Regions from separate parts of the Homo sapiens genome. Here region 2 is linked to region 1. Evidence: chromatin loops called from intact Hi-C (ENCODE). Cell type or tissue: Calu3. All regions are shown on one strand. Each heading gives the region's core, and the rest is flanking DNA. Links, peaks and the distances in the headings are about the cores only.

The links. A loop is a pair of places that touch in the nucleus more often than their neighbours do. Peaks named below come from ENCODE experiments on the same cell type or tissue, not always from the same donor. Only the 100,000 strongest peaks of a DNase experiment are listed, where the experiment ranks them.
Region 2: a loop joins it to region 1, with 5 times the contacts of the local background. A loop is called at or near these places in 15 of 110 quality-filtered maps.

The regions. Positions count from the first base shown.
Region 1 is chr6:90,274,204-90,290,473 of GRCh38, reverse strand. The region is part of intron 1 of BACH2 (BACH transcriptional regulator 2); the gene reads left to right. Among named protein-coding and RNA genes, the nearest start is that of BACH2, 15 kb to the left of the region's middle. RefSeq lists an enhancer at 4,428-4,928. In Calu3, for the core only: a CTCF peak has its summit at 3,400 (motif pointing left); DNase peaks (open chromatin) are centred at 3,383, 4,703 and 6,043.
Region 2 is chr6:90,175,633-90,191,902 of GRCh38, reverse strand. All of the region lies in intron 4 of BACH2 (BACH transcriptional regulator 2), which reads left to right. It overlaps LOC105377890 (a long non-coding RNA gene), which reads right to left and starts at 7,641. Exons shown (of 2, transcript XR_001744258.2): 1 at 7,515-7,641; 2 at 6,390-7,388. RefSeq lists an enhancer at 6,423-7,622. In Calu3, for the core only: no CTCF peak of the experiment used is centred there; DNase peaks (open chromatin) are centred at 6,832 and 8,122.

The DNA.
Region 1 (16,270 bases), core at 1,417-9,416:
TCATTCATTAAACAAATATATACTGAGTATCTCTTACATGGCAGGCATAGTGTTAAGTGACCACAGTGCTAATGGGGAGCAAACCCAGTCCTGGCCCCTGGTCTCATGAAGCACGTCATCTGGTAGGAAGAATGGCACTGATCAGTTAGTAACAGATAACCCACTGCTCGTGAAGGAAAGTATTTCATACACCAGAGTGTCTAATGGGCAGATTTAACCTGGTCGGGAGGTTGGGGAAGCCCTCCCTGAGGAATTGTGGAGTGACCTTCCATCAGGGACAGTCTGAAACTTGAGATTCACTTTTTCTCCAGCTTCCTAATCCTATTAATTCACTACTATCTTTGGCCCTTTGGAGTATTGCCTAAGCCATGCTGGAACCTCTGGGGCCATTTTGGCAAATAATAGTTCCTGTATACAGAGTCCAGAATTGATTTATTTACCTGGGTCTTTAGAACCTGATAAAAACAGAAGTTAACTGCCAAGAGTACTGTTCATTTCCATACTTGGAAAAAATACAAGTTAACATTCTTATTTTGAACATATTTAGGTTGGTTTTGACAATATTTGAATGATCAGAAGCTACAAAGATATTCTCTCCCAGTCAGCTGATGTGTGTAGGGCCTTTGGTGAAAAAGTGAGTCTAAATAGTCTGTCTGAAGTCCCTGGCTACTCCAGAGCAGAGGGTCTCCATCCTCTGTGGCCCGAAGATTATTCCAAGCTTGTCCAACCCATGGCCAGCAGGCCTCTTGCGTGTTGAATGCGGACCAACACAAAGGTTTTTTGTTTTTGTTTTTGTTTGTTTGTTTTTTGTTTTTTGCTATTTTTCTTGTTTCAGCTCATCATGTATCATTAGTGTTGAGTGTATTTTATGTGTGGCCCAAGACAGTTCTCCTTCTTCCAGTGTGTCCCAGGGAAGCCAAAAGATTGGACACGTCTTATTTAGACCATTCTTAGATGCAAAATTAAGGAATTTTGACAGCATCTATTTAAAATAAATTGATTATACTTCATGCTAACACCCCTCTATTTTCTTTTTCTTTGATGATAGTTAACTTGTATTGAGAGCTTCCTCTGTGTGCTGCTCATATTAACTCACATAATCCTCAGAACAACCCAGGGCTAGGTGTGATCACTAGAAGCCGCAGCATAGGTGTCGCTCAGCTAATGAATGGTAGAACTGGAGTTGGACACTAGCTGTCTGATGCTTGGGCCTGTTCTCTTACCATGTTATGGCTCTCCCTTTTCCTTTTCTTCTTCATTTGAAGTTGGAACTCTCTTTAGCAGTTCCCAGAAGTAGAAATAAAGGTCATCTCACTCTAAAATATTGGATGTTTTGTTGACATCTATCTTAAAGTTAAAAAATAATTTCTCAGTAAATCTGAGTGAGTATATCTCCTGTCTTTCACATGGCCTGCTTTCTAATAATTGCATTCCTTAGGTTTTAGTGTCCATTTAGGGATCGGAAAGTAAAAGTGATGCATATAAAGGCAAAAGAAGTACTAGGCATATAACTGAAATACCATGGCTCTGTCTCCAGGGTTTACTTGTAACTCACACTCCTACCCTCTTGTTAGGTGGAGGGAATTTGTTTTTTGCGTTTTGTTTTTTGTTTTTTGTTTTTTTGGTGGGTAGGAAAAGGTAAAAAACTATACCTGTAAGAGGTAGAGTATTCTACCAAGGAGGAAGATGTTCATTCAGAACTAATTCCATCAGAAATCCTAATTAGAAATATTAGCTACCAGTAACAGATAAAAGGAGGTAACCTTTGTTCTCATTCTGGTCAATTTCAGGAAGAGATTATCTTGCCAGATTAGCATGTTGCAACTCTCAGCTGGAGATTTGAATGGTTTTAAAGGACTCAGGCAGTTGGTATGGCAGTAACCCCCAATTACCTCAGGTTTGCAGGGTCACTGTTTAGAATGCTGACTCAGCTCTGCCTGGGCCAGACACCGAAGTTGTCATCTTTAGTCAAGAAGCATCATTCTCAGGAGCCACTTGAAACATTAAGCACACATTTGAAGCTCAATTTGGGAAATGATCAAGTGTATGAATGTATAGTACTGTGCTTATTTTTCAGCATTTAGTTCAAATTTTGGAGAAAGCTAAATGGGAGATGCTTAGTGTGTCAGTGTTGGAGGTTTTAAGTGATTTAAAAAATCAAGCAGATGAGTGCATAAAGATTTCTATGCAAACAATGTTGAGCTTAAATTAAAGCTGCTGATTTAGTGTGAGAATTACTTGCATTGATTTGTAGAATATCTATGTGGGTTCAAGATTCCATATTATGCAAATGAATAAGCCCTGAAGAGTCAAACTGAAAAAAAAATGAAATTAACTGTGAAAGATATTATTACCCATTCAGCAAGAGGAAAATGTAGACAGAGTTAACCCTTCCTTTTCATACATTTTCTTGGGAAGATAAGTGCCAGGGATGATGGTCCGTGTCCCAGATGTAAAGAAGCTAGGCACGGTTTGCAGCCAGTTCCCCCATCCTCCTTCTGTGCTCACTTTTTTGTTTCATGCTCTCTTACCTTTTGGCCACCCAGTCCCCTCAACTAGTCCTTGTCCTTCCCTTCCAAAACCAATCTCAGAGAAAGATTTTATGAACACAGTTTTACTAATATATAAGTAACTGAGCATACTTAATGTGTTACTTTTCTGAAGCATCAGCATGTTAATAGGAGACAAAGCCAAAGAAGTAAAACCCTAAAGATAAAAACAATAGAATTTCGCACACTGGTAACCTGGTGATAGGAGACCATTTCTGAATGGAGAGAGGGCTCGTGATAAATAAACACAACCCTAGGCAGAGAATATAGGCAAATGGATTACAGTATTTAAATCAAAGTAGTATTAAAATACAAAGAGAAGATTATTTTTAATAATACATTTGTCAGTGAGCATTTCCCGCCTTTTGCCGTACATTGGAGTTGATCACATAAACCTCTATAGCAAGATGGTATGTTATTTAACATTTAAACAAAGCTTCCAGGGAAAGCCATTTGGTTTGTGGTTAGGGATTTTTGTTATTCAGTAGCAATGAACCTGAAATTCTATATTATCTTTGCATGTTGAATTTTAGAAGAAAAAAAAAGCAGCGGATCCAACTTCACTTACCTCCCCACCCCAGTTGCATTGATACAAATTGAATTGATAAATTTATTTCAAAATTGGTGTGTCCCAATTTGACATACCACAAGCATAGTGGTGTCAGCATGGTGGTGACATCTGGACATTAGGAGAGTTGGTTGATTAATTAAACTATACTTATTTTAGATAGAGTTGTTGGCAGGTAAATACCTGGCTGTAGAGTCAACGCCCTTCAGTCCCACCTCTCCCCCACCATACCCTTCTCCAGCAACCATGCTATGTTGAGTTGATGGCTCCATCTAGTGCCAGTCTGTGGAACTGTCTTGCAGGACTTCACTGTCACCTCCAGAGCTGGGTATGATGAAGAGTCCTCTTTCTCTGGGAACACACTGTCTAGCGGGGAACTGCCCTCTAGTTCCTACCTCTCCTTTGTTTTTGCAGTTTAGTTATACCTCCGTGTCTTTCTTTGTTCCAGACTTAATTTGTTTCCCTCTCTCTAGTACCCCCTCTTTGTACTTGTTTCTCCTCCTTTTTTGTTTTCCAAGTCTCAATTTTTTTTTTGGAGAACAAAACAGTACTTAAAACCGGTAAGTATAAAGATTTTTTTTCTAACAATACTTTATGCCAAAGTAAGAGAATTCTATGCATTTTAAATGAAACTATCAATTGAAACCATGTTAGAGAACCAGAATGACCCTAAAGTTGAAGTCTGAAAGTGTCACTTGGAAGACTGTGTCCCTTCATCCTCCTGTAGTTAGACATTTCCTCAAACACAGTTAATCAAGAGTATTTTCTTTTAAATGGTTTTGGAACTATCATTGTAGTATCATTTTCTTTTTAGATTATAAATTTAACCTCTCATATTTTAAGTTCAAGACATTTTCACGGACTATCAAGGAATCCTAGCTCATTGGCCTGGCCCTATTTCTGTGGGAAAATGTATTCTCAGTTCCAGACAACCAGTGTTCCTGCAGATTTTTAGGTCCCGTATAAAACGAGAGAACATAGATGAATGAGAGGCATTGTCAGACAAAGCCTGGCACATGAGATCTCAATTAGCATACAGGTTTTAAATTTCCCACATTAAACAGTACATTTTAAATTTCCACTTATGTTAAGCGTGTTGATATTGTGGGTTTGAAAGTAAGTCCCCTCTGAAAAACAGGAACTGTGCTTGTCTGTTACCAGTTCTTGTGGTCGATATGGTAACTATTTTGATTTTTCAGAAGGGAGGAAAAGCAGTTAAATCTAGTTAAAATTAAAACCAGTTAAAATTAACTGGCTCGTGAGATTTCAGTGCAGCTGTTCCACACATAGCAACACTAAGAGTGAGTTGTTTATTACCATGATTAATTATTATTAGTTGTTACTTCTTTTTGAGCAGTGGCATAGATTATTTATATTTTTGGTCTAACCTTGGAAAATAGAAACTGCAAGCGTAGAGAGGTTCCCGTTTGCTAATTTGCATGTACCCTGTTTTTGTTTTTGCCAGGTAGGTGTGTGCATCTCAAGTACACGAGAGTAATTTAGCATGTCAGCACTTTCCTACCAGCAGTGCTTGCTGACTCATGCAGCTGTTGTAGCACTCAGCTGGCCGCACTGTAAACTGCCCATAGTACCAGCACCGCCCTTGGAGAGCTCCGGGCTGCTGGGCTGGTTAGCTACTGGGAGGCTATTTTCAGATCTGTGGTCACTGCTGAGCTGGGTCCTCTTCTCCTGCCAGCAGCCAGACACAGCCTTCTGGTTGCAGGGGAGAAAATTGGACAAATTTCTACCTTTGTAGGGACTGCATAAAGATTCATAGCATTTCTGGATATGCCTCAGGAAAACTTTTTTTTTGCTTCACTTTATTTTTCTGGGAATATTTAAGGGGAGAGGCAAAAGGGGCTGATAATAAATGAAAAGGGAATGTGCTGTTATTTCCTACTAAGATCAGAAAGAGTTTTCATAAACCTTTAACTTAGTTAGGCTTTCTTGGCGTAACTGAAACCTGACCCACTTCTCCCTCAGTGCAAAGCAGTGTGTCCTGAGTAGGGAAGCAGGGGCGAGGGTGCAAGTGACTAGCCTGACATTGTTTTATGTGGCTGAAGTCCCTAAGTGATGACAGCTTTTGTTTATATCCGTTCCCTGTTATTGAGGTTAAAAAACAAAACAAAAAACTTGACCTCAGGTCATTTTAAAGCTAGCATGTATTTTCAGAGATGGTTTCACTGTTTGTTTTCAGAGTTCAGTTTTGCTTATTTTCATCGGAAAGTGTGAAATGTTGCTTTTCTGAGGCTTCTAAATAAACTTCCTTTTGTAGATACAAGTTGATCCAATCATCATAAACTGTCTTGAAAAAGGATGATTAAAGTAAGATCAGCTGGGGAAGGGAAAGCTTTGCACACCCTTGAGGAGTTTGCCTTCTTTTTCTTAAGTTTCAATAAGCATTCTGAAGCAGCTTTGACCAGTAATAAAGAAAAGCCACAGTGACTGTGTGTAACATGATGTTGATGGAAGTTCTTGGTTTCCGCCGATACGAATGACTCATCAGTATCAATAGAATTGTGACTTCTAATAATAACACAGTGCAAGACCTTCAAAACATGTGGTTTTAGCCCTTGCTCTTAGTGAAAGGTTGGAAAATGTTAGTTTGAGCTTTTTTTTTTTAATCTCTTGATTTTGCCCAAGTATAAAGTTGTTTTTTGTAGGAATGATGATCCCCCTGTTGTTTTCTCATCTTACTGTTTTTAGTTTCATTATGATTAAGGAGCCAAACTCAGATCATTTCATCGTTTAGAAATCTCTGCGCTAAGCATCTCCTGTCGGGGCTGTGTTTGAGGGAAATGTGGCTGAAAAGCAAATCCTCCCTGAATGCAGAAAGGAAAATACTGGTGCAGACTACAATCCACTGAGCTGCGTCCCTCCTACACAGCATCTATTGCGGAGGGCTGTGGTATTGCTAAGTAGCCCCATAACCCTGTGAGTCATTGTCAAAGGATTCCAAGAGGAAGGTTAACAGAAAATGCGAGTCAGAGGAAACAGCAGAGTGGAGCAGCTAGCTCAGGAAGAACTGTGCTACCTGCTGAGGGGCTGCCCAGATGTCACCAGGAATTCAGGTGTACGTTCATCTTTTTGCAGCCCATTTCCGTATGTCTACATATGGGGACATTTTTGTTTTTTGTTTAGTTTTGGTTGGTTTTGCTGCAGTTTGGCCAGACTATCAGAGATCACTATCTTAGCTTCGTATCACAGTGGTCTTATCCCAGAGCCTTTGCTTTTTGTATTTTATAGTCAAAGCAACTGAATTTCTAGACTGTAAGACCAACATGTATATTTAACATAATTCTTTTCCTTTCTAAGTGCTTTATTTATTTATTTATTTATTTATTTATTTTGAGATGGAGTCTTGTCCTGTCACCCAAGCTGGAGTGCAGTGGTGCGATCTCGGCCCACTGCACCCTCCACCTCCCAGGTTCAAGTGATCCTCCTGGCTCAGCCTCCTGAGTAGCTGGACTACAGGCACATGCCACCATGCCCAGCTAATTTTTGTAATCTTAGTAGAGATGGGGTTTCACCATGTTTGCCAGGCTGGTCTCGAACTCCTGACCTCAAGTGATCTGCCTGCCTCAGCCTCCCTAAGTGCTGGGATTATAGGTGTAAGCCGCCGTGCCTGGCCAGACCTAAAAAATTCTTATAAAATAGTTCAAAAGTTAAAAATGCATGAGGAGGCCGGGTGTGGTGGCTCACGCCTGTAATCCCAGCACTTTGGGAGGTCGAGGCGGGTGGATCACGAGGTCAGGAGATCGGGACCATCCTGGCTAAAACGATGAAACCCTGTCTCTAGTAAAAATACAAAAAATTAGCCGGGCATGGTGGCAGGCACCTGTAGTCCCAGCTGCTCGGGAGGCTGAGGCAGGAGAATGGTGTGAACCCAGGAAACAGAGCTTGCAGTGAGCCAAGATCGCACCACAGCACTCCAGCCTGGGCAACAGAGCGAAACTCCATCTCAAAAAAGAAAAAAAAAAAAGCATGAGGGGTCTTTCACTTATTGTTGGAAAAAAAAGTGAGTAGGACTTCTGTTCACTGAGTGGTAACTATGGAGAATGAGAAAACAAGCCCAAAGTGGTAAAGACGTTTGTGGCACATAAATAATACTGGTTCAGCACACATGTGAATCAATAAAAAAGCCAGATAACCAAAAAGAAAAATGATACTGTACATTCATATTCTTAAACATGCATTTCACAAAGGAAGAAACCCAATTGGCTAGTAAATATATAAAAAGATGCTCAGCTTCATTAATAAACAAACACATGCAGATTAAAATCATAGTAACATATGATTACACACTCTCTGGATTGGCAGAAATTTTAAAACCTGACAATACCATGTAAGGATGTGAATGAATGGGAGTTTTTGTATTTAGTTGACAGGAGTCTAACTTGGTACAATTATATCGGAAAACAATTTGCTGTTACCTAACCAAGTTCAACCTGCAAATAACTTACAACACAGCCATCTTACCCCTAGGTATACACCTAAGAAAAATGATTACCTATGTGCTTTAAGAAACATGAACAAAACAAAAAATAATTGATGCTGGCAAGGTTATGGAGAAAAAGGAACACTTACACACTCTCGGTGGGAGTGTAAATCAGTTCAGCCATTGTGGAAGACTGTGATGATTGCTCAAAGTCCTAAAGATAGAAATACCATTCAACCCAGCAGTTTCATTACTGTGCATATACCCAAAGGAATATAAATTATTCTAAGACACATACACGTGTATGTTCGTTGCGGCACTATTCACAATAAGCAAAGACATGTAATCAACCTAAATGCCCATCAGTGATAGACTGGATAAAGAAAATGTGGTACATACACCATGGAATACTATGCAGCCATAAAAAAGAATGAGATCATGTCCTTTGCAGGGACATAGATGGAGCTGGGGGCCATTATCCTTAAGCGGACTAACACAGGAACAGAAAACCAAACTGCACATTCTCACTTATAAGTGGGAGCTAAATGATGAAAACGCATGGACATATAGAGGGGAACAACGGACACTGAGACCTATTAGAGGGTGGGAAGAGGGAGAGAATCAGGGAAAATAACTAATGGATACCAGGCCTAATACCTGAGTGATGAAATAATCTGTATAGCATACCTCCATGACACAAGTTTACCTGTGTAACAAACCAGTACATGTGCATACCCCTGAACTTAAAAGAAAAAACATGGACAAACATATTCAAAGAAGCATTGTTCATAAGAGCAAAAAACTGGAAGCAACCCAAATAAATGCCCATCAACATTGAATCGAATCAGCACATTTTGCTGTGAGGTATTTATACACTGTGATACTATTTGGCAATGAAAAATCAACTAGTATAACCACATATAGAAGGGTGTGGAGAGGCAGCATTTCTTGGTGGTCAAGAGGAAGGATTGTGCCTGGGTTCAGATTTTGGTTCTGCCACTTATTGTGTGACCTTGGATGAATTTCTGAACTTCAGTGTACCTTAGTTTTCTCATCTGTACATCAGGGAAAATGATGTCTACCTGATAGTGTTGTTAGGAAGTTTAAATGAGTCAATGTTTGTGACATGCTTAGGAGAATGACTGGCAGACAATACATTCTATATGTGTTTGTTAAACAAATAAAAGTGCATCAAAATGGATGAATCTTACAAACAATATGGAAAGAAAGAAGCAAGATAGAAGAATATATACAGTGTGATTCTATTCATGTAAAGTTCAAAAGCATGCAAAACTAAATATGTTATTTAGGGATACATACATAGATGGTAAAACTATAAAGAAAATTAATATGATTTAATATGATTGTCACAAAAAGCAGTATAACAGCTACCTCCAGAGGTGAAGGAGTGGGTATGATAGAGAAGGGGCTCACTGGGGGCTTCTGAGGTCCTGGCAGTGTTTTATCTCCCAACCTGGACAGTGGTCCCAAGGATATTCTTTCTTCTTAATTGTTTTTAAAAACTGTCTATGTTTTTTATATATGTGTGACCTATTAGTAAACATTTTAAAGGATTTATGTGAGTTGTTATAGTAGCAAGATGACATTAAATAGAAATAACTGTAAATTGCTACATTTTAGTTAAAAATAATTGTTCAAGTGCACATGGGAACACTTGCTTGGTATTATTTCCTCCACAACATTGTGAGCCACCAGTGCAGTGTGATTCTTACAGAAGGCGACACCTCCTTAAGGCCACATTAAGAGAGCTGTCCCCTTTAGATCAGGGAATGTAATGTTCTCACTCAACTACTCTCAGGTCTGGATGTCCCATGTGTGGGATGCTATGTCTTGTCCCAAGGGATTTATTTTAAGAAAGATTTTCACCACAGAGGGAGCATTTTCTGTGATAAAGATGTTTAGGGGTCTGGAAACCTATCAGTTCTAAGAGTGGCCAAAGGAAGTGGGGATTTTCAACATGGAGAAGAGGAGATGTTGGGAGAGAAAGAGTGTCTTCCATCACTAGAAGTGGAAGCAGCCTTTCCTTGTTGCTTCCCTCTCTGTAATATACAAGTCCCTCCCTGTAATGTCTACCCTTGGAGGCAGGTTTCAAGTCCTGGATACTGGAGATGCCCAAGCAGAGGCTGTGGGACCTCCCTTAGACTTGACTGGGGCCACAATACCCACTGCCTGGTCCCTGGACCAGCAGCATCGGCATCACCTGGAGCTTGTTAGAAATGAAGTCTCAGGGCCACCCACACCTACTGAGTCTGAATCTGCACTTTCTCAAGGTGCCCCTGGGGTCTCACATAAACATCAAAATTTGAGAGGCACTGGGCTAAATGTCTCTAAGATCCCTCATGGTTCTTAAGATTTAATGATTTTATAGAATAAACTGTATGTTCAACTGAAAATTATCAGTTCATATGGTGACATTATCAATTTAAAACACCTTGGGATGTTACATGTCCACAGAACCATGTAAGTATTTGTTGCTAAATTAGTTTTAAATGGATTTGTCCAGTTTCCCCCGATGTCAAAGTTAGGTTGCTTATGTATTTGGGCACCTATAAGAATTAAAATATTACATAACGTTGTATTTTCTTCTTTCTAACATACAGGATTAGATTCTTGCTTTAAAATTCTCCATTAATGTCTTCAAATTTTTCTTTTATATTCATTGAAAATTCAAAAGCAGATTAGGGTTCTGAATACCTGTTAAGAATACTCAAAAGGGATATTTAAATAAATATATCTCATTAATACATTGATTTTATATTTAGCATATTTTTTCTTCTTATACATAGTCCATATTTTGACCTTATGGGAACCTTTGAAGTCTGAGTATTTTATAATGATTCTCCACAATACCTCTTTATCTTTTAGATTCTAGATCTGAGATCAGGCAAGTAAAATAGTTTTACCTTTTTCCCCTCAAAAGGCCATGACTAACAAGCTCATTTACTTTTTCCTTAAATATTTTGCTAATTATCCTTTTAACTGATGAAGTTCAAGTGGAATCCATGATTCATTTAATCTTTTCCCCTTTATGTAATTAGTCACTTGTTCTTTTGATGTTCCTAGCAAAACTAATATTTAAAGGGCTAGTCATAAAATTCCAAAATAAAAAGTTCTTAAATGACTTAAAATAAGAGATAAAATATGCTTTACTGTATAGTAAAAATGGAGAAAACGTCTCATGAATAGATGTTCTTTAAGGCTGTGAGTTATTTGATTTAAGCGTGTGTTACCAGGTCTGTGTTCTTTTGGTATATAGGACCAAGAAACTACTTTATGGCTTAATGTTTGCTGTACGTATGTCATCTAGATGAGATAATGTATGACAGAGGGCTTTATAAAATGATAAAGTAGTGTAGACTTTTTTTTTTTTTTTTTGAGACGGAGTCTCGCTCTGTCGCCCAGGCTGGAGTGCAGTGGCATGATCTCGGCTCACTGCAACCTCCACCTCCTGGGTTCAAGCGACTCTCCTGCCTCAGCCTCTTGAGTGGCTGCGATTACAGGCATGTGCTGCCGTGCCCAGCTAATTTTTGTATTTTTAGTAGAGACGGGGTTTCCCTATGTTGGCCAGGCTGGTCTGAAACTCCTGATCTCAGGTGATCCGCCCACCTCAGCCTCCCAAAGTGCTGGGATTACAGGCATGAGCCACCGTGCCTGGCCGTATTCTTTTTTTTTTAAGAGCAAGATTTAGGAAGATTACTGCATATTCCTATAGCGTTTGTTCGATTTTAGATTTTTTCAGAATGGTTTGAAATCACATATTCTAGCTTGAACTCTAAACCTGGTCTGTCCAGTATGGTAGCCATCAGCCACATGTGGCATTTGAGCATATGAAATGTGGTTGAGATGTGCTGTGCAATATACACCAGCTTTCAAACAAAAAGGATATATATCTCCTTGATAATTTTTATTATGTTGATTACATGTTGAAATGATAATGTTTTACATATATAGGATTAACTAGTAAATATTAAGATACATTTGGCCTGTTCCTTTTTACTTTTTAATGTGGCTACTAGAAATTTAAAATTATATGTGGTTCACCTTATACTTTGATTTCAAAGTGCTGATTTAGTCTCTAAAGTCTAGAGTGATTGAGAGCTCTCAGAGAAAAGAAGATCAGAGCTTAACAGAGAGTTTTAGAGATGAGGTGCCACCGACAGAATCCACTTACTTGAAGAAATCCCAGTCTGCACCTTTGCCCTACTTTTAGAGATTACTGCTTTCTTGAACCCACAAAGTAGAGCACTGGGTAGCAAGCATTTAATATCTACAATGTACAGAGCATTGAAGGGGGATTAAAATAAGTATCACACAGGTCCCTGCCTTTAGGGAAAACATATAGTCTACTGGGGAAGCAAGATATGAGCACATGAGTTGTTAAATCATGGCTTGAGAGATACATAGCTGTTCAATGCTCAGGTCCAAGACTGTTGCAAACAGACGGTTGAGGCACTAAAAAAAGTGCTTCAAAGGAAGGAAAGGTCTCCACGGCCTGGAAAGGTCTCCATGGCCTGGAAGGGTGTCCCACCAGAGGAATGCCTTGGCTGGGCACTGACGAGTGGGTAGAATTTCAGTGGGCAGAGAGAAAGGGGGCATGGCCAGGTAGGAGGCAGGGTAGAGTGGGAAGAAGGAGGAAAACATGGAAAAGCACAGAATGGTTGAGAAGTCAGTGAGAAGAAGAGATGGATTGAACTGTGAGCTGTGAGTAGAATCATTCTCTAGTCCACTTATTATTGAAGCTTTAATATTTGACATCGTCTCCTATAATATTATGTATCTTGACACTCTTCCGAAAATTATTTACCAAGTGTCTCAAAGTAGAGGTTAGGGCAGGACACTTTAACTTTGGGTAGAATAAATGTTGCATATCTTTGATTGTTAGGAAGTTCTTTAAATGGCAAAACTGATAATATTATCTTGCCAGTTATGTTTATACTAACATTTTGTGTAGAACCATGTAACTTTAAAGGCTTCTCGGATAAGTACATTATTAGTATTTCAGGCAGTAGTGCTCAGCATTTGTATATTCTTCTTGCTTAAAATGCCTTCAGTGTTATGTCATTTGATCTTTGCTGTTGGCTCCATTTTATAGAACTGGAAGCCAGAGAAGCTAAGATTGAATAATTAATGGTAGAGTCTGGAATTTGAACCTAGCTCTTAAGCTTCTTCCATTTTACTGTGTGAAACACACTAGTTTTCATTCCTGTAAGTCTGTTTCTTAAGAGAAGCTGATTAATTTTATTTCTTTTTAATTGAATGATAATATAAATAGGGAAAAGTATGCATATAACATATATTCATCTTACTGACGAATTTCCATAAAGTGAACACGCTGTTGTAACCAGTTCCCAGATTAAGACACAGCATTATCAGCGCCCTAGAAATCCCTCAGGCTTCCTTCCAGTAACTACTTCACCCGTGGTAGCCACTACTCTGACTTGGGAAAGCATAGATTTGCTTTGCCTGTTTTTGAACTTTATATCAATGGAGATACAGAATGTACTATTTTGTGTCTAACTTCTTTCACTCGATAATATGCACAGTTAACTCATATTGTGCATGACACCATATTGACTATGGTAGTTGATTTTTCATTCTCCATGCTATATAGTATTATATTGTGTGACTATACCACTATTTATTAATTTGTATAGTTTCCAGTTTGGGGCCATTATGAGTAGCAATGTGAAGATTCTAGAACATATCTTCAGGTGAACAACATAATTATTTGTGTTGGGCATATTTAGGAGTTAAATCAGGAAAGCAGTGTAATTTTTAAATGTCTTGTAGATGAGGCTGAAATTTGACTTTGTGACACTCTTCAAGAAAAGAAGTGAAAACCTCAAACTGTTGGTGTCTTGAATAGTATATCAAAATAAATACTAAGGCAGCCATTATGAAAAGGTCCAAGGTAGAGGAATTTTAATGCCCGAACACATTTTTTCAAGGGAGGATGAAAATAGTCAATTCTCATATAGAGAGAATTTGAAAGGGTTAGGATGTTAAAATACTGACGTTATATCACTCAGGTTTCTCTTACAGTTATATTTTTTTTCTTCAAGAGAACTTTTAGCAGGTGATAGTGGAAAACTAAGGTGTGATTGGTACCAAAATGACCATTGTCCCAGGGTATAATAAGGGATGAATAACTGGGGAGTGTATTTACTAGGAAATAAGAAAATGGGGTTGGGTTAAATGGCAGGAAGGTACATTCCAAAATCTATAATGCAAGCTATGGTTCTCAAAATTTTACTGAAATTTCCTCTCTCTCTCACTCTTTTGCTTAGCGTAATCTGTAGGCAAAAGAATTTGCATTCTTTTAAAGAAGGCAATTATAAATACCATAACTTGTTTTTAGAAAAAATCTTAGACGTTTATCCAGAGGCAACCTGTCTGAATGAAAATGTAGTTCTAGGATTTGCCAACACAAAAGACTTCAGTGTCTACCTTTAATGCTTATTAACATTAATGGTGATCATTTAAAGGTGTGTGTTTTATGTTTAGACTTATAGGTGTTGTTGATCTTAAGCAGACTAGGCAGAGAAATCCTTCACATTTTCTGTGCTCTCATTCAGGATGGCCCTAGGCATGTTACATGGGAAATGAGAATATGTGAATAAATACTCTCATACTTTCTTGGGCCTCAATGAAAAGAACATTTGTTACCATTTTTAGTCATAAATTAAAATTATTTCAGAGTAGGAAATATAACATTAATTTAGAACATGGCTGTCATAGATGAAACGTTTTACACATGTATTGCTGTGGTAGACATTCCTTGCATTTATTGAAAGCCTCTCCTTTATAAAGTTAGTGAAGTGTGACTACTCTGACCTCCAAATACTGGGTGTATTTGAACTATGAAAGTAGGTTTAAAAGTTACACTTTTCTTTAATGCCCATTGATGATTTCTTTCTTTTTTTTTTTTTAAGACGAAATCTAGCCCTGTCACCCAGGCTGGAGTGCAGTGGTGTGATCTCGGCTCACTGCAGCCTCTGCCTCCTGGGTTCAAACTGTTCTCCTGCCTCAGCCTCCCAAGTAGCTGGGACTAAAGGTGCACACCACCATGCCTGGCTAATTTTTTTGTAGAGACTGGGTTTCACCATATTGGCCAGGCTGGTCTCGAACTTCTGACCTCAGATGTTCAGGCCGCCTTGGCCTCCCAAAGTGCTGGGATTACAGGCGTGAGCCGCTACGCCCATCCAGAACAACAGGCACTGGGGCCTACTGGAGAGTGGAGAGTGGGAGGAGGGGGAAGAGCAGAAAAAAAAAAACCTATCAGGTACTAGGCTTAGTACCTGGATGACAAAATAATCTGTACGACAAACCCCCATGACGCAAGTTACCCATATCACAAATCTGCACATGTAACCCTGAAGGTAAAAGTTAAGTAAATAATAAAATATTTTACATTTATTTAAAAATTCTAAAATGGTTGTATTTTAAAAGTAAAAACAAATTTTGGTTAGGATTTGAGCTTATTCCATTTTTCTTCTAATTTTCCAAATTAAATGTAAAATGAGAGCATCCCAGGTAGGGGGAGGTAGGGGAGAAACCAAATAATTTTCAAGTCATATTTGAAGAGCAGGTATGTTCTCTCACGATTTACAGTGCAGGTGCATTTTAATTTAACTGCTTTAAATGATGATAAAAATTGTTCAAGTAGAACAAAGCAAAGTTTTAGAAGTGACTTGTAAACAGCCATTCTTAATTTTTTCCTGTTTTCTCTCCACTTATGTGACTTGCATGAATTTCTGAAGCAGTCCTTTCAAATGACACTGCTCCAAACATGTGAATTGCATTCATCAACAAAATCCAGCCTTTTCCTTTGTAGGACAATGTGGGGTCACGGGGCAAGGGGTCTTTTCTTTGTCTAGCCTGGTGCCAAAGCAAAGACTAGTCCTCCCTGCGTTTGGACCCAGTGACATGTTTCCATTTGTCATTGAACACTAGGGGGAGGAACTGTAGCCTCTGAGGTACCCCCATTTGGTCCTCACCCTCTACCAGAGGATTTGCTGCTTCAGCCTCTTCAGTGCCCCAGGTATTTGATGCAAAGATTATGCACTTATGCTGCCAGTTATCAGGGTTGTGTGGGTGTCTTTAGAGGGGTCTCCCCTTAGCATCAGGTCTCAATGACAGAATCTAAATAACACAGGTTACTCATCACGAGTTAAAGATTTTTTCCCTTTTCACATTGATGCTTCTGATATACTTTTATACGTTAGCTGATTGTATGTGCGTACTTTGTGGCTGCAAAGATGCAGCTGGAAAGTGTGTGGGGGTTGTCTGCTTCCTCTGAGGCTGCTACAGGTGGTCAGGTGGGGGCGGCTGTGATAAAGGTACAGCACCCACTTCCGCCAGCTTGTCTTGTGCGCCCTGTAACCCACTGCATGAACCCGAGTGGCACTTCAACCGGATTTTCTTGTTGGCACTTTTATCTTTCACTGCTTCTGACTTGCCTGTTGAGGTTTATGACTAAGGTTGTGATTAAAAATTCCCTTTTTAGGTATGAAAAGTCTTTTCAATTACTTTGTGTTCCTTTTTTTGTTTTGTTTTGTTTTTGTTGTGTGTGGACTTTCTGGGTTTTGTAAAAATGAATCTTAAAAAAATCTTAATATTATGTAAGAGTTAGATAAAGGTTAAGTAGCTAATATATTCTCTCATCAGGGCATAGAATCAACGTATGTTCTTGGA
Region 2 (16,270 bases), core at 3,565-11,564, 100 kb after region 1:
AGAATGAATTAAATCCTCATTCATTTTGATATTATGAATTCAGATTTTAGAGAAGGGTCTAGGATGAAGTTTGTCCTTTGTAGATATTTGATAAATAATCATTATTTTAAGTATTACCATTTTATGGAATCCCTGTTTGCCAGATACTGCATTAGCCTCTTTACAATAGACTATATTATTGCTAATTTTCAAACCCAATTTGCACAGTAGTTGGTATTATTCCCACTTTACAGATGGGGAAACGCAGAGACCCTTAAGTAATGAGCCCAATAATCACGTGTCTAGATAAAGCAGATCCAATATTTGAATTTGGATCTTAGTGACTCCAAAATCCATGCACGTTTCCATTCCGTCACATTGGAATGTCCTAAGCGTATTTGTTGAATTGAATTCGAAATATATTGAGTAAATTTGCAATGAACTAAACACAAATACAAAATCCCAGAATGAATGTTTTAGTTCTTAAAAGAATGAGCCATTTGCAAATGTGCGGATGAATGCAGTAGTTGAAAATTTGTTCCATCTAATCATTAAAGCAAGTCTCTAGGACTTTTACTCGGTGACAGTTTAGTAGACTGCCACTTCCTTAAATATGTGAGCAGTGTTTGATTCAGAATACTTCTTAAATATCCATTATGTGACCAAATTAGAGTTCTTTAGAACTCTTACAGTTCCTTAAAACTGGTTTCTACTTCACACTCTCACACTTGCCCTCCTTTCTGAATGTGGCCAGGTTATGCAGGTCTTACTGATTTACAGAAGCAAACACAAGAAAAGGTAGCCTTAAGTCACGGATGGGCCTGGCCCGAAGGCAAGATGAAGAAAACCAGTGAGAAGCTCAACCAGAAACCTAAAATGAAAGAAAGCTCTCCTCTTGAAACACTTCACCTTTTCTCCTTTCCTAGCAAAATGATAGGCCTGATTTGTGATGGTTCAGAGTTGCTATCTGCATCATTTTCAGTTTCATCCAGTTTACTTTCTCATAGTTTCTGCCGAGCAATTATGGCCAAGCCACATCCCCTGTTTGGAACTTGGTGTCTCCATATGTGAAACAAAGCAGTGGAATTAGATCAGAGTCGTTGGTCTGGGGTCTTAGCCTAGGTTGGCTTCAGGGGTTGTCTCTAAAATGCTGGGAAGTGAATACAATATTTGGTATGCATATACATTTTTCTGGAGGGAGAATGGTTCATAGCTCCCATCAGATTCGCCAAGGGGCTTCAGCTTACAAAGAAATCAGTGGGCCAGATTATCTTTGAAGTCTGTAGGGACTCTAGCATTTTAGTTTTCTATAAATTTTATCGTACACAGACTATCACAGGCAAGATAGTTGAGAAAATAAATGGGTTTTGTTTCCTTTCTACAGTGTGACATGTAAGGGAAACTTGGAGTGTTTTTACTATAGACAACTGCTTTTCTGTTCTGTAAGATAAGTGTTCTGGAATGTTTGTGGATAGTGACAAAATTCTGTTATTAGCAGAAGAGCAGAAATAGTAAATCAATTAGAAGTGATTCACATTTTGGTGATGAATGAACATTTTTTCAGGCCTGAATATTTCTTACAGTTATCTGTAATGGTAGCTTAAAGAGTCATTTAAAATAGCACTTTCCTATTTGGAATCTCAGACGCTTGGAATGTTAGTGCCTAAAAATGCTCAGAGTTGGCTGCTTGCGGTGGCTCACGCCTATAATCCCACCACTTTGGGAGGCCCAGGAGGGCGGATCACAAGGTCAGGAGTTCAAGACCAGTTTGGCCAACATAGTGAAACCCTGTCTGTACTAAAAATACAAAAAGTTAGACGAGTGTGGTGGTGTGCACCTGTAATCCCAGCTACTCGGGAGGCTGAGGCAAGAGAACCACATGAACCCCTGTGACAGAGGTTGCAGTGAGCCGAGATCATGCCGTTGCACTCCAGCCCAGGTGACAGTGCAAGACTCCATCTTTAAAAAAAAAATGCTCAGAGTTAATAGACCAATTCCTACCCCAAAGAAGCAGAGGCTTCAGAGGGGAGATGATATATCTTTGGTTCTTTCACTGCCATAGTCTCTGTTTGGAGAGCATACTGTCCTGCCAGAGAACCTTCTCATATGTGTCATGGCTCAGCAGATTAACCAACCTGAAGCAAGATCCCTATTGCTCAGCAGATAAACAGATGAAAGAATAAAGAAAAATACTTGAGCACCTCCTCCTTCTGGTAGGGAAGAAAAAGAATTAAGTAGCATCCCCTGTCCAGCTGTTTAGTTTGAAGCCAAAGGAAGCCCACTCTTTTTTTTTTTTTTTTTTTTTTTTTGAGACGGAGTCTCGCTCTGTCGCCCAGGCCGGACTGCGGACTGCAGTGGCGCAATCTCGGCTCACTGCAAGCTCCGCTTCCCGGGTTCACGCCATTCTCCTGCCTCAGCCTCCCGAGTAGCTGGGACTACGGGCGCCCGCCACCGCGCCCGGCTAATTTTTTGTATTTTTAGTAGATACGGGGTTTCACCTTGTTAGCCAGGATGGTCTCGATCTCCTGACCTCATGATCCACCCGCCTCGGCCTCCCAAAGTGCTGGGATTACAGGCGTGAGCCACCGCGCCCGGCCGGAAGCCCACTCTTGAAGTGTTAACTTGCACATTCACTATACTGAAACAACATTTTACTACTCTCCAGGAAATCCTAGTTCAATTTAAACAAAGACTGTCTCTTAGATGTTTAGATATGCCTTTTAAACAATCTGTGATCTTTACCTACATTGTTGCTTCTCTCCAAAAAATGTATTTGTTTTTTTCTGTTGGTGAATTTTAAGAAGTTGCTTTTAGACCAAATGTAAATATACAATATAAATTTCTATATGTGTATGTTTCACAGCCATTTACTCTCTCTGTTTCTGTTTAAATTTTAAGCATTTTGGCTCTGTTTTCTTAGGAAACTTTGTAAAAAGAGAGTAATTACGGGTAGGCTGCACTAATATTATTTGTCTTCAAAGTTGCTATGTATAATTCACTATTAAGATTTATTCTCCAGGGTGAGCCCACAATTTAAGGTCAAGAGGAGGCAAAATGTTCAGAGCTAGCCTTTGGAAACTGATGTTGTTTTTTATTTTTTTTTAATCCAATGCTAAAAAACGTAAATACTCAGTCCCCTTTCGCTTTTTTTTTTTTTTTTTTTCATTTTGGGGCCACCAGACCTTATTACTAGATTGGTAGTATGAAGTAACTATTAAGATGTCCAGTTTTTCAGTAGGAGCAGAAAAAGTAAGTATAAAATATTAGCTATATTATTTTATTCAGTTTACTAGAATAAGCTTACAAATGATCAGTGTCTTTTGGTCATGAATGAGTACACAGTATGGCACACAATTTTGTACCGTGTATACTTGTATATGTATTTTTTTTCTTTTTTTCTTCGTGTTTTATTTTTGTTTTTATATATGTATTTTAATAGATATGAATAAATCAGTGCCCGGGTACCAAATAATGAGCACCCTCAAAATTTGAATTTCAAGGAACAGTGGCAGAAAATATCATTTGAAACTGAAACTATCACAGATCAACAGAAAAATGACTGAAGTTAGCTATGTATAAAATTCCCATAAGTTAACCCACACTTAAACAAATTCATGGTGTGTCTACTGACATTCTATACAAATTCATGGTGTGTCTACTGACATTCTATCAGGAAAAATAAAATAAAATAAATGTAGATAATTAAACTTTACATTTTAGAAATTAGAACACATTTATATCAAAAGCAAACAGCTGGCTGCTGGTCTGTATGACAGTCACCAAAAGGAGTTGGGGAGCCTGAAAGTTTTAGGGATGTTCCTGATTATGACAGCCCAACTGGCAGCCATATGTCACCAGTGCATTTTAAGTCTTTAGGCTTGATGACAGCAACCTATGACCACTGGGCTCCCTTGCCAGCACCTTCTGAACTTTGTGATTTTCCGCATAGTGAGACCCGTAGCCTCAGCACTGGGGCACTTGTGCTCTTCTGGGAGCTTTGCTGCTCCTCTAACTGCATGACCTCAGCAGAGTTCCTCTGCCTCTCCAGGCCACAGCCTCTATCTAAAATGTACTTAAAAAGTACTCACACCAAAGATCGGTTGTGAGAGTTAAATGAAACCACTAATGTAAAAGTGCCTACGACAGATCCTGACCCATAGTAGGTGCTCAGGAAATGTTTTAATTTTTTAAAAAACAGAATAATCTGATCCTAATCCTCTGCTCTTCTGGGAAATTCTGGTTCTCAGATTGGTTGATAAGCATTTCAGTTAATCTGTCAGCCTGGCTTTTATGAGTTTGAGTGGAATGACCCGTCTCTGTGAACAGATCCAGATGATTTCTTCATCATGCAAAGCAGAGTCCTCAGTGAGCCTGCGCTCCTGGTGACCCATCACATAGTAGAAGCAGATTGCAGAGAAGACCCTACCAAAAGCCTCAGCTGGCTCGCCCTGCTTCATGACTGCACGGTGATGTTAGTCCTTGTCAGAGTTTTATAGATTGGGCTGAAAAGTTGTTTGTTTCTTTTTTAAACAAGACAATTAAACTAAGTATATTCGTGTACCATAGTAAATGAGAGAAGTATGCATCTCACTCACAATATATTTTTTAGATGCTGTTACCCTGATTTATTTTTACTTTGACAGATACTTCCGTTTAGGGGGTGCTTTCCACAGATAGATTCTGTTGTGCAATAGAATATTCGGTACATTTTGCCTCTAGGTTTCCTCCAGATCTGTCAGGTGGCCACACCCAAGCCTCTCAGTATTGCCGTGTTCTCAATAAGACACTTGATTTATTTATTTAGTAGATGTTCTTAGTTTCCCTCAGGAGGTTTTTGTTGGCAGAATTTCTAATTTTTTATAGGGCATCCTTCTTAATATAGAGGAAGACCAATTATGTATATGCAACAGACTCAAATTAAAAGTGGCATAATTGCGATTATTCATTGCTTTTGATTTCACACTTAATTAGCCCTCTGAAGTGAACAAGTCCTTAGTGGTTAAGAGTTTGCACTCTGAGAGTTATCAGACCTGGGTTCAAATTCCAGCTCTGACACAGAGGCGTTGTGAGACCTTGGTCAAGGTCCCTAACCTTTTCCTAAACCTATCATCTGTAAAATACTGATAGAAATGCTTACCTTCCAGAGCTCTTTTGAGTATTATGTTACATCATGCAAGTGAAGCACTTAACACTCAGCACCTGCTGAGAGCACTTGGTAAATGCTACCATTGTCACGGGGGCAGGGGAGGGGCATGAGGACCGAGCTCTCAAAAAGTGACTTCTCCAGTTTAATTTAATAAGCACTTGGGATTTCACATTTCCTGCATATTTTACGATAACCTTGAAAGGAACAGACTTAGGCCAAATTTGATAACACCGTGTTTTAAATTTCTAATAAGAATACCACCTGAAACCACACTGACAGTCATTTGTAACTTCTTACAGCCACCGTACTAAAAAAACAAAAAGCTACTGTTTATTGATAGGTACATCTTGAGAGTGACTTCAAAAGTTACAGTAACCTTGGTTATATTTTAGGGAATATAAGAACTCTGAAAAGAACTTTGTGGGGTCTGGAAAACACTGTAAATGGAAGCCGCTTCATTGGATATTACTCTAGTGTTGTAAGAGTGGTTTGACTTAGGGCTGTTTTGGTTTCTTAAGTGGAACATTTTTTGTGTGTGTCTCCCTGTATTTTATATTAATTCCAGGTCTGAGTCAGTGGCGAGTCCAGTAATTGAATTAATATGGAAATCAAACTGTAAGCTCATCCTTGGAATTACATTCATTATATAACATGGAAATGGGCTAAAACAGAGAAAATTACAGTACTGTTTTACTTTCTACTTTAAATATGGTAGAGGATCGGTCTCTTCTATGAGTGTATATGCTGCAAAAAAATTTTTTAAAAGTAGCCTATTAATACACTATGATTTTAAAGGGGGAAAACAATGTATGTTCTTATTCTGTGTCACTGTCCAAGCATCAGTAACACTAAACTGGCTGCCAGAGTGAAAAAGAACCAACTACATTTGCGTAATCATCATAAAAATTATATTCTGTCTACATTTTTAATTGAGCCAGACATTGCACAGAATTAGACACAGCCTTTGCTCTCTGGGAGTTTACAGTGTAAGACAGAAGATACTAATGTGTGTAGACGTGAAGACCAGTTGAATTTAACATTTTATAAACGTGGTTGGTTCTATTTTATGCCTTTCTGGCCTTCCCCAACCCTCATAACCCATCATCAGATGTCGTTTCATCCACAGGTAATTTTCTTCTTAATTTAAGTAACCTTATTTCTTAACTATGAAAATAATATATGTTAATTTTAGAAAAATTGGAAAGTAAAGTAGAAAGAAAAAACAAAAATCATGTATAATCCCACAACCACAAAAAGATCGTGTTATATTTTAGTGACATTTTTAATGTATCATCTTAAATGTATCTATATATTTTACATAATTGGGTTCTATAAATGCAGTTTTGCCCTGTGCTTTTTTCACCTAATGTATCTTTGCATGTTTTACATATTAAGAATTTTTTTAAAACACCATTTTAGTGATTTTATAATATTAGGATAATTGGAAAATTGAGAATCCAGCTTTCGGTCCCCTGAAACAGACATTTAATGTGTAAAAAGTCAAAGGATCATTCCAACTGTTCACCAGCCCATCCAGACCTGTTTCCGAGACAGAGCTATTGTTCACCTAAAGTGGAAGCTCACCCGGCTCTGCATATTTCCTCAGGCTGGTTGGCTGTTCCGTGTCTGTCTCCCCCCATTGACTTATCAGGCTCTATGCATACATGCACATTTGTTTATAGCAGTCTTCCTGATACGCAGCCACGCATGGGTTTTGGAAAATTGCCCAGCTACATACCATTCATACCGGCTGACATTCAGCTTCTGGTAGCTAAACAGGTACTCTTAACTCCTTCAGTCTCTAAAGAACTCACTCTACAGTGCCACAGGCCATGGAGCTAACATACTATCCTCTGAGAGTTTCTATTCATGGACACAAATGAAAAGAGAAGTAATGGCGCAAGTATTGTGAGAGGTTACTTGTAAAAATCACCAGCCCTCTGTTTGCCACCCCCTTAGCCATACCATAGGCAACTGCTTGAGTTTGTCCTCCTTCAACCTTAAGGTGATGTTTCCTGAAGCACTTGGAAAGCAGGTAGAGTCTGCAGGGACTTCCCAGGAGTGACAGAGACCATCCCTGGCCTCCTAGAGGATGGGTGTGCCCCTGGGCTAGGGCTTACCCCTTGTATTAGGAAGAGTTGCCTCATCATCCCTGAAGCCATTTCTTTCATGAAACTTCATATGGTCCTCCACTTCCCCCGGGAGCCTGCTTGTCTTCTTACCACTTCTGTTTCTTGTGGAGCATCAGAGTAGAAAGTCCAGTCTGGGTGAGTGGCAGGAAAGCAGCAGTGAAGGGGTGGAGGGAGGAAGGTTAGCCAGAGAGGTGAGTGAGATTGCAACAACTGTTGATGAGGTTCAGAATCTTTCTTTTACCTCTGCCAGCTCTTACCTTTTTTTCTCCAAAAGTGATTTTTACTCTCTTTCATCAGTCTTCCTTGTATGCAGGAATCTGAAGAGGAAATATTCACAATAATAGCATGAGGAAGGAGGACCCTAGATAAAGAGGAGATGTTAAAATGGCGTTTATTCTAGCTACAAATATCTCCACTGAGCATGTTTCAGTAGTTAATCAGAGCTTTCTTGCCTGGCACTTTTTTAAATGATATCATTATCTGGCTTGCTATTTCAGCAGTTCCAGGAATACCTTGCCTGTGGGTCAGGGTACTTGGTTTCACATAAACAACTCATAAGAACCCTTTATAATTTCAGAACGACAGACAAGAGAAGAAATAGCTATAGAGGTTATATGGACAAAAAATAAATTGGCAACATTCCTCACCTGTCTAACATAGACACTGAGAAAAGACGTCCTTTGCTACCTCTCATGGTTAAATGTTGTTTATTGTTTCCTTTCAGACCACACTGAATTTAGTTCCTTGGTAGACTAAGGCACCTTTGAAATTCCAGTGGGAGATCATGAAGTACATGCCTAATTGCTTCATGGCTGATATGAAGTCCTGGAATGAAATCCAGCCATCACTCATTAACTAACTCAGCTTAGTAAACCTTGACAGCTAACAGAACCCAGTCAAACATCCTTGATTACCAGCAGCTCACAGAGCCTGGGGAGTAGATCAGGAAGAATGGTAGAGTAGAATGAGTTATTCCAGTAACATCAGCTTCATCTGTTTGAACTTCTCTTCCTGAAATCTGAGGGTGACAGAAATAGATTTGCCAAATGCTTTTCCTGCTTTCACTGGTGGCAGTAGGAACAAATAAATGACCATTGTCTTAATTGGGATACTATTCACGGTTATTGACAAGCATAATCAGTTTTTGTTAAAACTTTTTGCCTGGCTTAAATCTATGCTAGATCATAAGGGAATAAATGTTATTAGGCATGTTAGAATTTCACAGATCACACTTCTCACAGCAGGAACCTACAGCCAGTCAACAGTTTTACTGACTGTATGTTATATATGGACATTTGGTCAAGGCATAAACTCGGTTACTATCTACTGCAAAATCAGTGTAAACATAATGATAAATCTGGTTGATTGATTTGCTTTCTGCTTCATACAACAAACCAGGTAATGTCTCTGAAAGCAAATACATTCTAAGTTGTATATAAATATCAGTCATTATTATTTCAGTAGATAATCTCACACTGAGGAGGTAAAGGTTGGTCTGAATTAGTAAAGAGGCCTTCCGTGCACACACACAATACACATCTGTCACATTCCAGCTATGATTTCACACTGAATGCCAGCATTTGAGAGGGAGTGAGAGGATTTTCCCTTTGTTTTATAAAAATGAAAACATTATGTGGTGTGTTCTCAAAATATTAGTGCAGTTTTAAGTTCAAAATATCAAAGGTATAATTGCTATACCCAGGTAACAAACCTGCACATGCGCCCCCTGAATCTAAAATAAAAATTGAAATTATTAAAAGAATTATTATTCCCATAAACTTACAAAAGAACTTTTCATAGCTTGTCCTGCTGTTGCTGAGTTGGGGAAAGGCGAGAGTGAAGATCCGCTGTGTGAGGTGTAGCCTCTTTCCTGGTAGTGATTTGGTTCATATTATTTAAAAGCAAGGGATTCTTGGCCTTGTGCATGGAAGATTGCATGTTCATTTGCCTCAGTATTGGACCTATGACTTATTTACCTTGTGAATTAATACGTTCTCAATCTCACAGTTTCATGGAACCAATATTTAATTGAAGGCTATAATGTGCCAAGCACCATGCTGGCCACTGGAACAAGGTGAGAGTGAGACCATACTCATGAGGTCTCCAGTGGAAGATCAGTCCCTAAGCCCATAATCAAAGCCTCAGTGAGCACTGCTAAGAGAAGCCTGTCCTGATTCTTGAGGGCATGCAAAGGGTGAAGCAGTTCTGCCTGGATGAGGTAGGAAATCCTTGACGGAGAACGTGATATTTGAGCTGCAACTTCAAGAATATGGAAGGGTTTTCCCAGCAGAGGAAAAAGATGAAGGACATTCCAGATAGAAGGAACAGTATGTGATGGGCCTGAAGGAAAAAAGCACACCACGTGTTCAGGGATTGACAATATGTTTCCATTTTTAATTTACTTGAGAGAGAGAGAGAGAAAAGTGTCTTTGATTCTGAGAAGAACAAATCAATAAGAGTTACTTAGCAGTGGTGATTAAAATTATGTATCTGTGCAACAGAGGGTTGCTATCAGCATCAACCAAAAGCCTCATGTCTGCAGCATCTACCATGCTATCATGCTCCACCCCAGAAGTGAGAGGTTCAAAGGACGATTGGTTGTTTTGAAAGCAGCTCCTGAGATTGACGAATAATGGTCAGGAACTCCATGCTGGAGAGGCCAATTGCAGGGCTAGTGAGTCCTGCCTGTGAATCCATAACCATCCTAAATCACAGTGTAATCCTTCAGGGCTCAGACTGCAGAGTCAGAGAGACCTAGGTACAAGTTCTGGTTCTTCTGCCATTAGCTTAGTATGGGACTTGGGGCAAGTTTCTTTCCTTTCTTAAAAAACAAAATAATAATAATAAGCCTGAGCAACAAAGTGAGACTGTGTCTACAATCAATGAATCCATCAATCAGTAGCCAGGCATGGTGGTGCCGTAGCTGGTCCCAGCTACTCAAGAGGCTGAGGTTAGAGGATTGCTTGAGCCCAGGTGATCGAGGCTGCAGTGAGCTGTGATTGTGCCAGTGCAATTGTAGTTCACTGCACTGTAGTTCAGGTAACAGAGTAAAACTCTGTCTCTAAAATAATAAAATTTAAACATGTAATATTATATAGCTGTACAATACAAATGATTTTATATAGGTACATAAATGTGATAATAGCATATACACTTTTTGGTTCCCCATTTTTAAAAAAAAAACAACAACTTTTCCTCTTTTGTCTGGATCACTCTCCTCCTCTTTTCCCTTCTCCCATTTTAACTGCACATATAGCCTTCCATTTTTCCCCTGTTTATGTAAATGTACAATTACACACACACACACACACACACACCACACAGTGGGAGTGAGGGGACTGTTATTTTGTTTTTAAAAAACAAAAACATGTTATAGAGTGTTCTCAAAGTGTTAATGCATTAAAACCACAACAACATACCACCTTACCCCAGCCAGAATGGCTATAATGAAAAAGTAAAAAAACAATAGATATTGATGTACATATAGTGAAAAGGGAACACTTACACACTACTGGTGGGAATGTAAATTGGTACACCCTCTGTGGAAAACAATATGGAGATTTCTCAAAGAACTAAAAGTAGATCTACTATTCAACCCAGCAATCCCACTACTGGGTATCTACCCAAAGAAGAAGTCACTATATAAAAAGGACACCTGCAGGTGTATGTTTATTGCAGCACAATTCACAATTGCAAAGATACGGGTTCAACCTAAGTGCCCATCAGATGATGAGTGGATAAAACATGTGAGGAATGTGTGTGTGTGTGTGTGTGTGTGTGTGTGTAATACACATAATTCCATTTCATTCTGTTTTATGGCTGAGTAGTATTCCATGGTGTGTAAATAGAATGCATTCCATTCCATTGGACTGGTGTGTATTCCACACCACACATTCCATTCACACAGTATGGAATACTACTCAGCCATGAAAAAGAATGAAATAATGTCTTTGCAGCAACTTGGATGGAACTGGAGGCCATTATTCTAAGTGCAGTAATTCAGGAATTGAAAGCTAAATACCATGTTCTCACTTATAAGCAGGTGCTAAGCTATGGGTACACAAAGGCATACAGAGTGGTGTAATGGACATTGGAGACTCAAGAGGAGGAGGTTGAGAGGTGGTTGAGGCATGAAAAGCTACCTGTTGGGTACAGTGTACACTACTTGGGTGACAGGTACACTAAAATCCCAGGATTTACCACTATACAGTTTATTCATGTAACCAAAAACACTAGTATGCCTAAAGCTATTGAAATAACATTTTTAAGTATTAGTGCAATTTTAAGTTCATAATTTTAGAGGTATAATTGCTATAAACTTAGAAACATTTAAACATTTAGCTATTTATATTTCTTTTATACTTATTTAACTTTGGAATTTTGAATAATAAATTTTACTCTTAGTTTTTTTGTGCATAATAGTTTTTATATTGATTTTAATAAGTAACATCAATATTTTAAAAAGTTAAATTTTTATTTTTCATATATTGTTTCTTGAAAGTGTATAGCATTTATACTTCTGAAATTATTAAAGTTTAAAATGCACTAAGACTTTTAGAATTCCCTGTTAAACATTCTTTTTTTATGTTTTGCTCTTCTCAGAAAACTGTGTTGAAATCTCTTCATTCAATTGATAAAGCTCTAGAACATTCTTTTTAATGGGTGCATAATATTCCAGTGGGGTAACTATTAGAATTTTTTATTCTACAATTGCCCTACTCATGGATATTTACTTTGGTCTCAGTTTTTTTGGCCATTGTCCACACTGAAATCATAAACATCTTTGTATTTGTTCTTAGATACAGTGCTATTAGTTCTATGGCATTGGTTCCCAGGAGTGGGATTGCAGGATTAAAGAGTAAATGTAATTTTAAATTTAATAGATGATACTATAAATGGCTTTAATTAATCATAATACCTTAGATTTTAGATTCATTGAAAATAACATTCACATGCATTATTTCTTTGATGCCCACAATAACCTTTGAGGTAGATAGAGTGGATATTATTCCCATTTTTCTGATGAGAAGATGGAGGCACAAGATGCTTCATAGTTTCTTATAGTTACTCAGTTAGAAAGACCTTCACTCCAGTCCAGAACTAAGCCTTATCCTCAATAAGCTCCATACAGTCTTTCTTTACCTACATTTTTTGTTTTGGTAGATCAGTTAGAAGAAAACCTTCCAAATCCATCAAGTTAAGAAAAAGAAAGGTACCTTTGGTTATGCCACCAGGAGGGGGCAGTAGTTGAAACACATTTATTTTTCTAAATATTAGCACCCCAGCCCCTTTTAGGGGTTGTATCTTTGTTTCTTTGATATTTGTAATGTCTTAATTTTAGTTTTAGGTTACTTGTTTCGTCATTAAAATCTTCATTATGACAGATGGATACATTTCATTAGTGATCAATTTCTTCCCATTTTTTTTTTAATTTATAGAAATACACACTAGAGTGTCTCCCAAGGGTTGTAATGCACATTGTTTCCTTGGTTCCCTTAAAGAACTCCTTCACATATTCGGAGTCTGACTGACTGTTCAAATGCCACTTTTGCAAACTTACTGGCAATGTGATTCGGGGCAGTTCATGTAGTGCTCAGTTTCCTCATCTGTAAAAAGGGGAGAACATACCTTCCTCCTAAGTATATTTTAACGAGTCATAAAAAATGTAAACCATTTAGCACAGCATGTATCCCAGAGCACAGGCTCAGTACCTACATGTGCATATGTGGTCCCCTGCGGAACCAGGCTAACACTGCTGATAGTAACATGTTGAGTCCAGCCATGTCTCCCAGGAACACACTGGGTGGTATGTATTTTTTAAATACTTTGCATCTGTGCCATTCTCAAAATGCCATCAAGCTCCTCTGCATTTTGTGCCCAAAGCAAGTATTGATGCAGCACAGCTCCTTAAATAAAAGTGAAATTATAGGAAGTCTCATGGCATTTCTGGGTACTTTTTTTTTGAGTGACAAGTGTTTAAACCACAGTGAATACTTTGGTTCCTGCAAGGGTTTGATTGAGAGGAACAGCAAAAAGAAATTTAGTTTCTCTTCCTCCAAGTGAACATTGTTTTCTTAGCTGTCTTTTTTGGGAGTTGGGAAGGAGTGGTTACTGAAAACTAATAGTGTGTGTAAATAGGAGCGAGGAGTACAGTTAGCGTTTACGCACTATTACTAGTAGACACGCCCCAGAAATGGGCTCAGGAGACATCTGGGAACAAACAGATTTTTTCCCTTCAAATATGTTAAGAATCTTTTTGTTTCTAGTGGGAACAGCTGTAGGATTCAGCTGTTTGTTTGTAATCTGATGTCTGAGTGAGGGATGATGTTTAAGATGTAGTATACTAATATACAGAATGTCATCTTAGGTAATAGTGAGGTGGTGAGGGAAGTGGAATGAAGCTGGGAAATTCAGTGTTAGAGCTGACATTTCATTCTCTCCGAGGTTTGTGAAAAGGCCACAGCAAACTTTGCATTTCCCCAGGAAGGAGGGCGGAGGTTCGGTTGGTATCACACCCTGCACATTATTTAAACACTAGCTTGTTGATTTTCTCTTCTGTGAAGAGCAGTTATAGAAAGCGTGTTTCTGGCTGACTTCATCCTGGTTCCCTGCTATTTTGGTCTACAGCACTTGGGAACAGGGAAAGTCCGGGTACCTGCTCTGTGCTGAGAACAAAAGTGGACATTTTCTTGACCAAAAGTGGCTTCTGGCATCCTTTTTCAGAAGCAGTTTTTCAGTGAAGGAAGAGATGTTTCAAGGCCAATATCTAGAAAGAGTACCTAGGTTTATGATTCACAGTACCTTCTTATCAGCTTTAGAGGTCCTTAAGAGTGAGGATATGACATGGGATCTGTTAAGGATGGCATTTCCCCCATGAGGAAAGTGAAGCCCAGAGAAAGCCTGCGACAGCCCAGAGTTGAGGTTAATCAGTGGCAGAACCAGAAACCCCATGTCCTAATGCCTCCTCTAGCATTCTGCATAAGCTTCACAGCCTTCAACCCAGGGTGTAAGTTGGGGGAGATTTCATACGATCCGATCCACATTTCGTGCATTACGTTTCACCAGAGGCCCAAGGAGCTAACGTAGGCAATGGTGTCAGAGACCCAAGTCCTAATCAGAATTCTACCACTTACTAACTGGAAGGTCCTGGGGATGTTAACCTCCTAAATCTCAGTTTCCTCGTTTGTAAAAGAGGTAATTATAAATAGTTCATTGAGTTGTTGTGGGAACTCACGTCATAACATTTGAAAAGCTTAGTATGGGATCTGCTGTACGGTAGGTGCTCAATAGATGATAGTTTTTTTATGGGTCAGGTGCTGTGCTACCCACTGGAAATACAAAGAAAAAATAAGATACCATCCCTGCCCTCAAGTAGTCTGCAGTGTAGTTGGGAAGACAGACATACATGTGAATAAAATAGTGTGCATTGAATGTAATGAGAGCAGCAAGGTGGTCCATAAAGCGAGCAGACTGCAGTTGTTTGAGGAGGCTTCAGAATGAAGTGTTGCACAGATTTTTGAAGATGAATAATAGTGTTAAGGCAGGCAAAGATTCTTCCTTTCAGAAGGAGAAAAGAGTACATAATGTGCTAATACCTGGACCCATGAAATAATATTTTAATATTAACATATTAAATTAACATATTAACATGGAGTTGGAATCAGTTTACAGTGCTGTGGTCTAAAGTCTCCAGCCAGAGAAGCCAGAAGGACGGCAGAAAGGAGGACAATCTAAGTGGCTTGGAGGCTACTCTGGGTGGATATGGGTCAATCCTGAAAGGTTTTTAAGCTGGGAAGTAATATGGTGATATTTGTGTTCTATAAAGATTACTCTGTGGCTACGTGAAGCATGAACTGGAGGAGGCAGGAGCAGGAGGGCTGGTAAGACATAATGAGGGCATTGCATCTGGTTTGGGCAATTGGACTCTGTCACCAAAACTGATTTGGAAGTGATGATGTTGAGCAGTTCTGACGCTTGTAGAAAAAGTGGAAGGAGGTAAGGGTAGGTGGGGATACACACACATTTTTTGGATGGGCCCCTCTTTTCTGCCCCTACATCCCTCTCCTCCGGTGTGTCGTTTCCCTGATCTACTTCAACCTGCAGATCTATCTAGCAGGCACCTCACTTGGGGATTTGTTCCCATACCAGCAAGAAGCTTATAAATTCCTCTGTTAGGCACCTTAAGCTGGTTGAGGTTGTCCAGGTGCCGTGAGGTGCCTCAGAGCTGCCCCTTCCCAGTGTGCACTTTCCACAGCTATCTCCTGTTTTTCGACCACTGAACTCTCAAACTCTCAGTATTTGCATATTCTTGTTTCCTGTAAATTTGCTCCCTCCTTCACTAATCTCTGCTCGCCCTGAGCTCCAGAATTGTCATTCCTGGAGACCTTGGTTAACATCTGAAACTCCTGCTTTGCTATGTGTTTTAAGAATGTACATGTTGGATATGTGATAAAATCAGTACAGCCACTGAAGGGGAAATGAGAACAGGGCTTGGAAGGAAGAAATTTGTTACATTCACAGGTCCCATAGAGGCGTGTCACCACATGCTACGCAGGGCCACAAGGGAAAACACCCGTGTTAGTCAGGAGGCAGAAGGCAGGAGCCAGGGGAGAGCTTGGGCCAGCCACAGCCTTTATTGGAGTTTCCAAGGGAAAGGCAAGGCAGGGCAGGGTTAACAGTTTAGAATTGCTAGTTGAAGTAGTTTGGTTAGGCTCCAAGCTTTCTGGGTGGTCCCTGCTTGCTTGGTACCTGGCTGTGGTATAGTAAAGGCAGAGAAATATTGCCTCTGAGGGCCAGATAGAGGAGGGGTGTCTCTAGATTGGTGAATTTTCTTGTCAAAGGCATGCTACCAGCCGGGCTCTTTGTTATCTCTGAGAATCGGCTAGCCTTGAAAGAGACAGTCTCTCTCTAGCCAGAAAGGTAGTTTTAAGATGTCAAAACATCTAATATGCAGAAAATACAAAATATGTAAAATACATAATGATACCTTCTATTCTTAGTCAACCTGTTTGCC